Regions from separate parts of the Mus musculus genome. Here regions 1 and 2 are each linked to region 3. Evidence: chromatin loops called from intact Hi-C (ENCODE). Cell type or tissue: left cerebral cortex. All regions are shown on one strand.

Region 1 (2,500 bases), 490 kb after region 3:
TCCCTCACTTCTCTCTTTGTACCCATATTCAGGATGTTCTACTCTACATCGAAACAATTATCAAATAGCTAAGACACTTCTCCTACAGCTAAGAGCAAATGCAGAGGACTCTTCTATGGGCCCTCAGAGTCATATAAACCATAAAGATGGTCCAATTCCTAGCAAATCTTGGAAGGGCAACTTTCAAAATGAATCCAGAAGCCAATCATTTCTCAACATCCCCATGATTATTTTATAATGCCAGGCCACTGACTCATGGTGTTCAAATTTTCTTTACTCTACACTTGTCCCTCACACTTTATAATTTGCAGCGGGGTTATCTTTTAAAAATATGGGCTAGAACATATTTTCCATCAGCTTCTATCAGGCCTGACGATCTGGCTACCCTCTATGTTTGGTTTGATCTATTTTCCACCTCCCTTTGCACTCTCAACTGCCCTGAGGATGACAGGCGTGGGACTGCCTTTGCGATGGCTGTTCTTTCTGCCTGTAATGTTCTTGCTCAGATATTAATTTGGCTAACACACAACTCCAATAGCTCCATTCAATTGCACCTAAACTGACCACCACATAGGAACTCCAACATCCATTATGAAACGTCTCCAAACCCTTCATCTCGCTAAAATTTTTTGATAGCACCGTCTGCCATCAAGTTACCTAACGGTCTTATGTTAACTTTCCGCATAAAATGTAAAGTCCACGAGGGCATGGATCTTTATTTTTGTTCACTTGATGTAACCTGCGGGCTGAGAACAGTACCGGATACTCGACGCGTGTCAAACAAAAACATTTAGCTCGTTCAAAGTAAACGCCAGTCAGTACGTGTGTATGGAGAAGGGGAGAAAAAGGTCAGAGAGACATAAACTTTAAAATAGGACAGGGGAGCCATGGCACGCTCCATTTGACATCTAAGCATTATTTGGAAAAGAGCTAACAGCGACTTCGACGTCTGCTGAAACGAGCTGGCTCGGCCATCTCCAATCTTTAAAGGTGGCGGCAACTGCAGAACTTCGGAATCCCCTCCTCACTGCAGAGCTGGAGCGCAGGCGCCGTGTGTGCCCGGCATCCGAGCGGGACGCCGGTCGCCTAAGCGCGGCCTGAGGAGAGCGGGAAGGCGGCTGCTCCCGCGCGGCTGCGTCTGTCTGGGGTCGCCTTCCGGCGGGCACAGCGCTCGGTACCGCCCGCCTCGCCGCGGCCTCCCCGCTCCCGGCCCCGCCGCCGCCTACCTGAGGGAAGGCGCTTCCGCCACGGCGGTAGCAGAGCCAGGTAGGGAGCCCGCTGCGACCACCTCCTCGGCCGCGGAAACCGCAGCCCTGTGCCAGTGACCCGGAAGTGCTCACGCGACCCGGAGGTGACGCCACAGGAGCCACTGCCGGCCCCCACCGCCGTTTCCGAGAAGGGGCGTGGTCTCTCCTGCTGGCGCTCGGGAAGCAAAAGGCAATGGGGCGACTGTCTGGCTTGTCAAAGTTTGTGGGACTGCAGTGTAGGGAAACCAGGGTTTGTGAGTCTTTCATCTTTTTCATTTGGAAGGTCTGCTGTATAAACTTCGTGACTGATACAAAAGCAAATACGTGGATATTCTGAGTTTCCAGAATTTCACATCCCTTTTCTTTTTAGCGGGGGTGCTTGGTTTTCTGCTTTCAAAACAGCAGCTATAGGTACTGCAGATGGCCAGTGAGCACATGAATTGTGACTTCGGATGCAAACACTCCAGGTCTGAGAGTGAAACATGTTCTCCTTTGTGCCATGCTGTAGGTTTTCCTTTTTAGCCTTTTAAAATCATATCCTTGCAACCCAAACTCATTAAATAATTTCCAAACTATGAAATACAGATCTGATTAAAGTTCAAATAGTGTTAAGATTGTAAACAGGCTGAACTTGTTATCAATTAAAAGAACCAGAGCAGGGTGTAGTGGCGCACACCTTTAAGTTAATCCCAGCACTCGGGAGGCAGAGGCAGGTGGATTTCTGAGTTCGAGGCCAGCCTGGTCTACAGGGTGAGTTCCCGGACAGCCAGGACTACACAGAGAAACCCTGTCTCGAAAAACCAAAAAAAAAAAAAAAAAAAAAAAAAAAAAAAAAAAAAAATAAATAAAATAAATAAATAAATAAATAAAAGAACCGGAAGCATCCACACTGCAGGATTGTAAAGGCCCGATGTTTGAAAGGCTTCACCGGAAAATTCAGTGTAAAAGTTAACGATTAAAGATGAAAACAAGGCACGAATGTATATTCCAACTAATTTATTCAAATGCATTAATGCTGCAGTAGCATGTGTAACAGATGAAGACACACCACTGTATTTGGAACCAGTCAAAGGAAGAGAAAAGGATATACTTTGCAGATCAATGGCTTCTCAGTGACAAAAACCAGAGGTGTATCCTGCAGAGAGAATCAGTCTCAATTCTCACTGAAATGACAATATTATCTAAGAACAGTGGAAAGGGCACAATAAGCGCATTCCGTCTAAATGACAGAATGTGAGCGTCCAATGAAAATC
Region 2 (2,500 bases), 420 kb after region 3:
AGAATAAGACAAATTTTTTTCCTGTCAACTATTCATGTGACAGGGAGTTAATATTTAGAAAATTATGAACTAAAAAATTTAAATGCCCAAAGAACAAGTAATCCAATCAATCAAACAAATTCAATAGAATTTTCAAGATAAGTACAAAAAAAATGGCTGTTAAAAGTCATGAAAAATGTTCATAGCCACAGTTAGCCACCAGAGACATGCAAATTAAAAGTACATTGAGATTCCATATGACCCTGGTCAGCCTTGTTGAAAGAAGGATGGATATAAATAAAGTATATTCTATATACCCATGAAAACTTCATGATACAGACTGGTTTGTACAGTTAGTGTATAGTAATTCATGCATATGACACAAACACACACACACACACACACACACACACACACACACACAGATCATAAGTAAGGGCCAGGGTCTGGAGAGGTGGTTCAGCATTAAGAATACACTTTTGGTACACAGATATTCCTGCAGACAAAACACTCATACACATTATACTGAAAGACCCACAACGTGAGGACTCCCCCACGTTCTGACTCAGGAGAGGCGACACCCCAAATCACTCACGAGAAACGGTCTTGCTGCAAACTGCAAGAGCACTTTTAATTCAAGAGTGCTCTCGGGCCCACGGTCATACACCATGCAGGGGTAGAGGACCGTGGCACCCCGAGTAGCTGGGTAAGTGGGTATTTAAAGGAAGAAACCACAACTCAAGGAAGTGGGGAGGGCTTTGTTGGAAAATACCCAAGATACCAGTTAAGAGTCACAAGGAAGTGCAAAGTCACAAGAGTCACAAGGAATACCTGGTAATTGTGCAGGTTATCTCTCAAGACAGTTTCTAAGAGCCCCTAACAATAGCACATTTGCATAACGGGTGTCCCCCCCCCAATGGTTAGGGTGACTTTCTTTAAATGAACACTCTTTGAACCCTGGAAGCAGGTGGGTGGAGGAACGTCGTCTATCTGTTTTATGATTATCATACCTTGGAGCATTGAGTCACAGAGGTCACATTCCCAAGCCTGGGCCTAAAGGCCTAGAATTTTGCTTTTATATTTTTTCAATACATATGTAAAGTCTGTCATCTGAGGCCTTTCTTTACACTCTGACGCAACAATTTATAAATACTGGCTATTTTATTGATTGGTTTTAATTTTAGACACATTTTAGCCCAGTGTTATTTAGCTTGATGACTGAGACATCTGGCTCCTTTGCATTTTGCATTGAGTTCAGGGCCTCTTACACCAACCCTGACCTGCCCAGCTCTGTGGTAATCTGGGGCTAAGTACAGCAATCAGTAATTATGATTAGGTTGTCTTGGGCATATCTGACCGGTTTGGATAGACGCTGGTCTGTTTTTATGCCTAACTACCGTTCTTTGTTTACTCGATAACTTTGGATTTAGTTTTTCTGGAGACTAGGTTGGACCACAAAGATCCCAATGAACTGTGACACCTGTAGGATTTGGAGGAGTGAGAAGTAAATGTGTTTGCTGCCCCCACACGGCAAGAATGGGAACTGCTAAGGAATCTGCATTCGGAGAGCCCAGAAGCAAAGCGTCCATTGATTACTGCCTCAAGGAAGGGGCCTGGAAGAATCGCTGGGCGCAACTCTCTCTGGAACAACAAACTAATGGCAGAGAAGTCAGAAGCGGGCCAGGAAGTATGCAGTACAGGAAACTGGATGTCGCTATATTATGGACAGTACCAGCTCTGCAGACTAACAGTTCCCCTTACAGAGCTGTGAATCTCACAGGAGGTGGGTGGTTATAGAAAACAAACTAGTGAATACCAGGCCAGGCAGGAGGTGGTAAACTTTTTGGAAGAAAACAACGTGTGTGTGTGTGTGTGTGTGTGTGTGTGTGTCCTAAAACTAGAAGTCGGGGAGCACAGAAGGTGAGGGCTAAGGAGGCCCTTCCTGCACAAACTCTCCCAACTGAGTTTCATACCTCGAACCCAAATAAAAGGTAGAAGGTGAGAACTGACTCCAACACACTGTGGCACAAACACAACGGTAATAAATAAATAAATAAATAAATAAATAAATAAGAAAGAAGATCGTAAGACATAAGGAAGAGAGAACCTTTAAGATGGGGAGACTTTTGGGGGCCGGTAATGGACTGTGTGTGTGACAGGAACATAGAAGTGGAGACTGTTGAGGGAGTGGGGATCAGCTAGAGGGAGCCGAAGATCCAGGGATGCTGGTGGGAGAGGCAAAGGAATTTGATTATAATGGATTATATTGACGCAGATGTATGAAAACGTCACAATGATATCCATTCCTTTGCTTACCAACGACAAATATTAATTAAACTGCATTAGTTACTTGATTCGTGGCTCTGACAAAATACCCAACAGAAGCAACTTAAGATGGGGAGGTTTACTTGGGTTCGCAGTTCAAGCACAGCCAGTCCGTAAAGGTGCACAGTATCATGGCGGCCGATGCCCGAGGCTGCTGGTCACACTGCATCTGCAGTAAGGAGGAAGCGGGGGTGTG
Region 3 (2,500 bases):
AGCCCGGAAACAAAACAAAACAAAACAAAACAAAACAAAAAAGTCCTGGGCTTTGATAGTCCCGATAGAATTCTACTTGTAGAGGGCAGCAACTAGGGAGGCTGAGGAAATCCAAATCCAATGTTTTCCATTTCTTCTTCTTTTAAAATTTAAAAATACTCCCAGTTCTTGGGAGGCAGAGTCAGGTGGATCTCTGAGTCTCTGGAGTGAGTTCCAAGACAGCCAGGGCTACACAGAGAAACTCTGTCTCGAAAAACCAAAACCAAACCAAACCAAGCCAAAAAATCACCTTCACTAAATATGGAGAACATGAGTGAATATTATCGACGAGCTGATGTAGAAGGAGGTTATTAATGCTTGTTAAATACTTAATTGGTAATATAAGGTACTTTAAGTCGTCATATTTGACCTCACAAGATCATTTTGAAGCATATAAGGCTATCATGTTTTATAGAAGAGGAAACTGAGATTTATAAAGGTGTTAATAAGTCAGCTTGGGCACCCTCACTTTGCTTTCTGACCGGAAATCTGTCTGATTGACTGCAGAGCCCACTCTCTGTCCTTACATCCTTCTAGGGCACACAATAAAAACTGCAATCTTCTGGGTTTTGTGAGGCAATTAAGAAGTCATCTGCGATTGTATAGCTCCCAGGCTACCTAATAATACATTTGAAATGATTTTGAAAATTCACTTCACCAGTGAGATGAGATCTCTGTTTTGGGTATCATCTGCTGAGAAAGACACTAACCCGTGTTTTTTTGTTTTTTTATTTAAAGGCGCGACTAGTGCAATCAGTAAGCTGGAATAATTTTTAGTTTGAGAAAAAGCAACCAGTACGTAGGCGGAATTATGCTGAAGCACTGTTGAGCCCGAAATCACGGAAGAAAGTGAACCCAACCACCTTATTTTTAACTTAGTCCCACTGGGCCAACAGTTCGCCTAAGCCAGTGCAAAGAGGAAGGACTGGGACGCAGGGGGGCGGTCCCTGGCCCGCACATGCGCAGACATACTGCTGTGAGAGGGCGTGAGGGTCCGGAGCGCTCGCTTTCCGAACTGTCGTAAAAGGGCCCCGGTGTCGCGCTCGCGCAGTCGGGGAGGGCCGGCCCAGGCTGCGGCGGCGGCGACGGCGATGGTGGCGGGGCGCTGGTGCTGCGCGGCGTAAGGCACGCCGGCCGTTCAGGGTCGCGAGCGCGCGTGGGCCGCGATCGGGTGCTCGGAGCCGGGTCCAGCCGAGCCAGGCTCAGCCTCACGCTCCGCGGCGGCGGTGTTGACAGACGCCCTCCTGAGGAGAGCCGCCCGGCCCGCCTCAGCCTCACCCGGCCGAGCGCTGTTCCCCAGCCCCGCGCCAGCGAGTCCGGGACCTGGCCGCACGGGGCCTGCGGACTCGGGTGAGGGCGCCGGCGGAAGGGGGGGGGGTGCGGGGGAGGGGAGCGGCGCGGTGGCGCTTGCGCGCGGCGGGGGAGGGGCCGAGCAGGAGGGAGAAAGAGGAAGGGCCGCGGCGGCCGGCCCGGGTCGGCGACAGGGGAATGACCGCGGGTCCCGGACGGCGCGGAGTGGCTCATTGTGTCCGGGCAAGAGTCCGCCCGCGGACACACCCACGGCCTCTTGGGAGGGGGTGGGTGAGGGGATTGCGCCCCGGGGCCGCCGCTCGCCAGCGGGACTGGGGCTCAGGGCCGAGGAGTGGGGGTGACAATGGAGTGAGGAAGGTAACCCCGGCTGGAGCCGGGAGCCGCCCGGTGCGGGCGGGCACGCGCAGTCCGCGGAGCAGAAGACAGGCGCGTCTGATATTGTGTGGAGTTGGCTGGTTAGTCATTAAAAAAAGATGTTTTCTTTATCCTGCCTAGATAATTGATCGGAGTCAGCAGTGGTGCGGTGGAAATATCGGTTTTTGTTCTGGAGAAATAGAGGTTTGTCACCACACTTCTTAGATTATAGAGCTTTATAGATAATTTTAAAAAAAAAGTGTGACTTTTTAGCGTCCAAAAAAAACAACAACCAAAAACCAAAAAACCAGGAAGTTGTAGCTAGCGCCTTCACTTAATTTGCTCATGTCTGGGGTGACTCCATTGTATTGTTGAGAGCTTTCCTGTTCCTTGATTTATGTACAGAATGAGTTTAGAACTCCTGAGTAGCAGTGAGTGAGCCAGCTGACAGAGACCTCATTGTCAGAGTTCTGACAGCTCTTGAACCTGACTTGATCCAAACTTAGTTCCATTTGGCACTTTTATCTTTAATTTTCTTGTTTTGGGGACCTCTTTAACCAAAGAGAGCAAAATCAAAAAAAAGATGAACAGAGGTTCCTCATATCTTTACCATTTGTCTTTGCAATAGCTCTCACGTGACTTAATACAGATGTCCTTTCAAGAATTCTGATTTTACTTAGCTTTTGAGTCTACGTTAAAGAACCCAAACAAACCCCAAAACCTTCATGTGCGTATATACCAGTGTGTGGGGTCTGTACATGTGAGTGCAGGTGCCTCTGAGGCCGGAAGAGGACCT

Evidence for each region. Peaks named below come from ENCODE experiments on the same cell type or tissue, not always from the same donor. Only the 100,000 strongest peaks of a DNase experiment are listed, where the experiment ranks them.
Region 1: it touches region 3 in a loop (4-fold over the local background); 2 of 42 quality-filtered maps call a loop at or near these places.
Region 2: a loop joins it to region 3, with 2.2 times the contacts of the local background. A loop is called at or near these places in 2 of 42 quality-filtered maps.

The regions. Positions count from the first base shown.
Region 1 is chr9:70,011,388-70,013,887 of GRCm38, reverse strand. Bnip2 (BCL2/adenovirus E1B interacting protein 2) reads right to left here. Exons shown (of 11, transcript NM_016787.4): 11 at 2,229-2,500. It overlaps Gtf2a2 (general transcription factor II A, 2), which reads right to left and starts at 1,340. Exons shown (of 5, transcript NM_001039519.2): 1 at 1,227-1,340. In left cerebral cortex, no CTCF peak of the experiment used is centred here; a DNase peak (open chromatin) is centred at 1,363; H3K4me3 peaks cover 1,890 bases; H3K27ac peaks cover 939 bases.
Region 2 is chr9:70,083,316-70,085,815 of GRCm38, reverse strand. No RefSeq gene overlaps it. Among named protein-coding and RNA genes, the nearest start is that of Gm39369, 1.5 kb to the right of the region's middle. In left cerebral cortex, a CTCF peak has its summit at 1,516; a DNase peak (open chromatin) is centred at 1,509.
Region 3 is chr9:70,502,348-70,504,847 of GRCm38, reverse strand. It overlaps Rnf111 (ring finger 111), which reads left to right and starts at 1,073. Exons shown (of 15, transcript NM_033604.3): 1 at 1,073-1,389; 2 at 1,846-1,908. In left cerebral cortex, no CTCF peak of the experiment used is centred here; DNase peaks (open chromatin) are centred at 1,021 and 1,462; H3K4me3 peaks cover 2,167 bases; H3K27ac peaks cover 1,580 bases.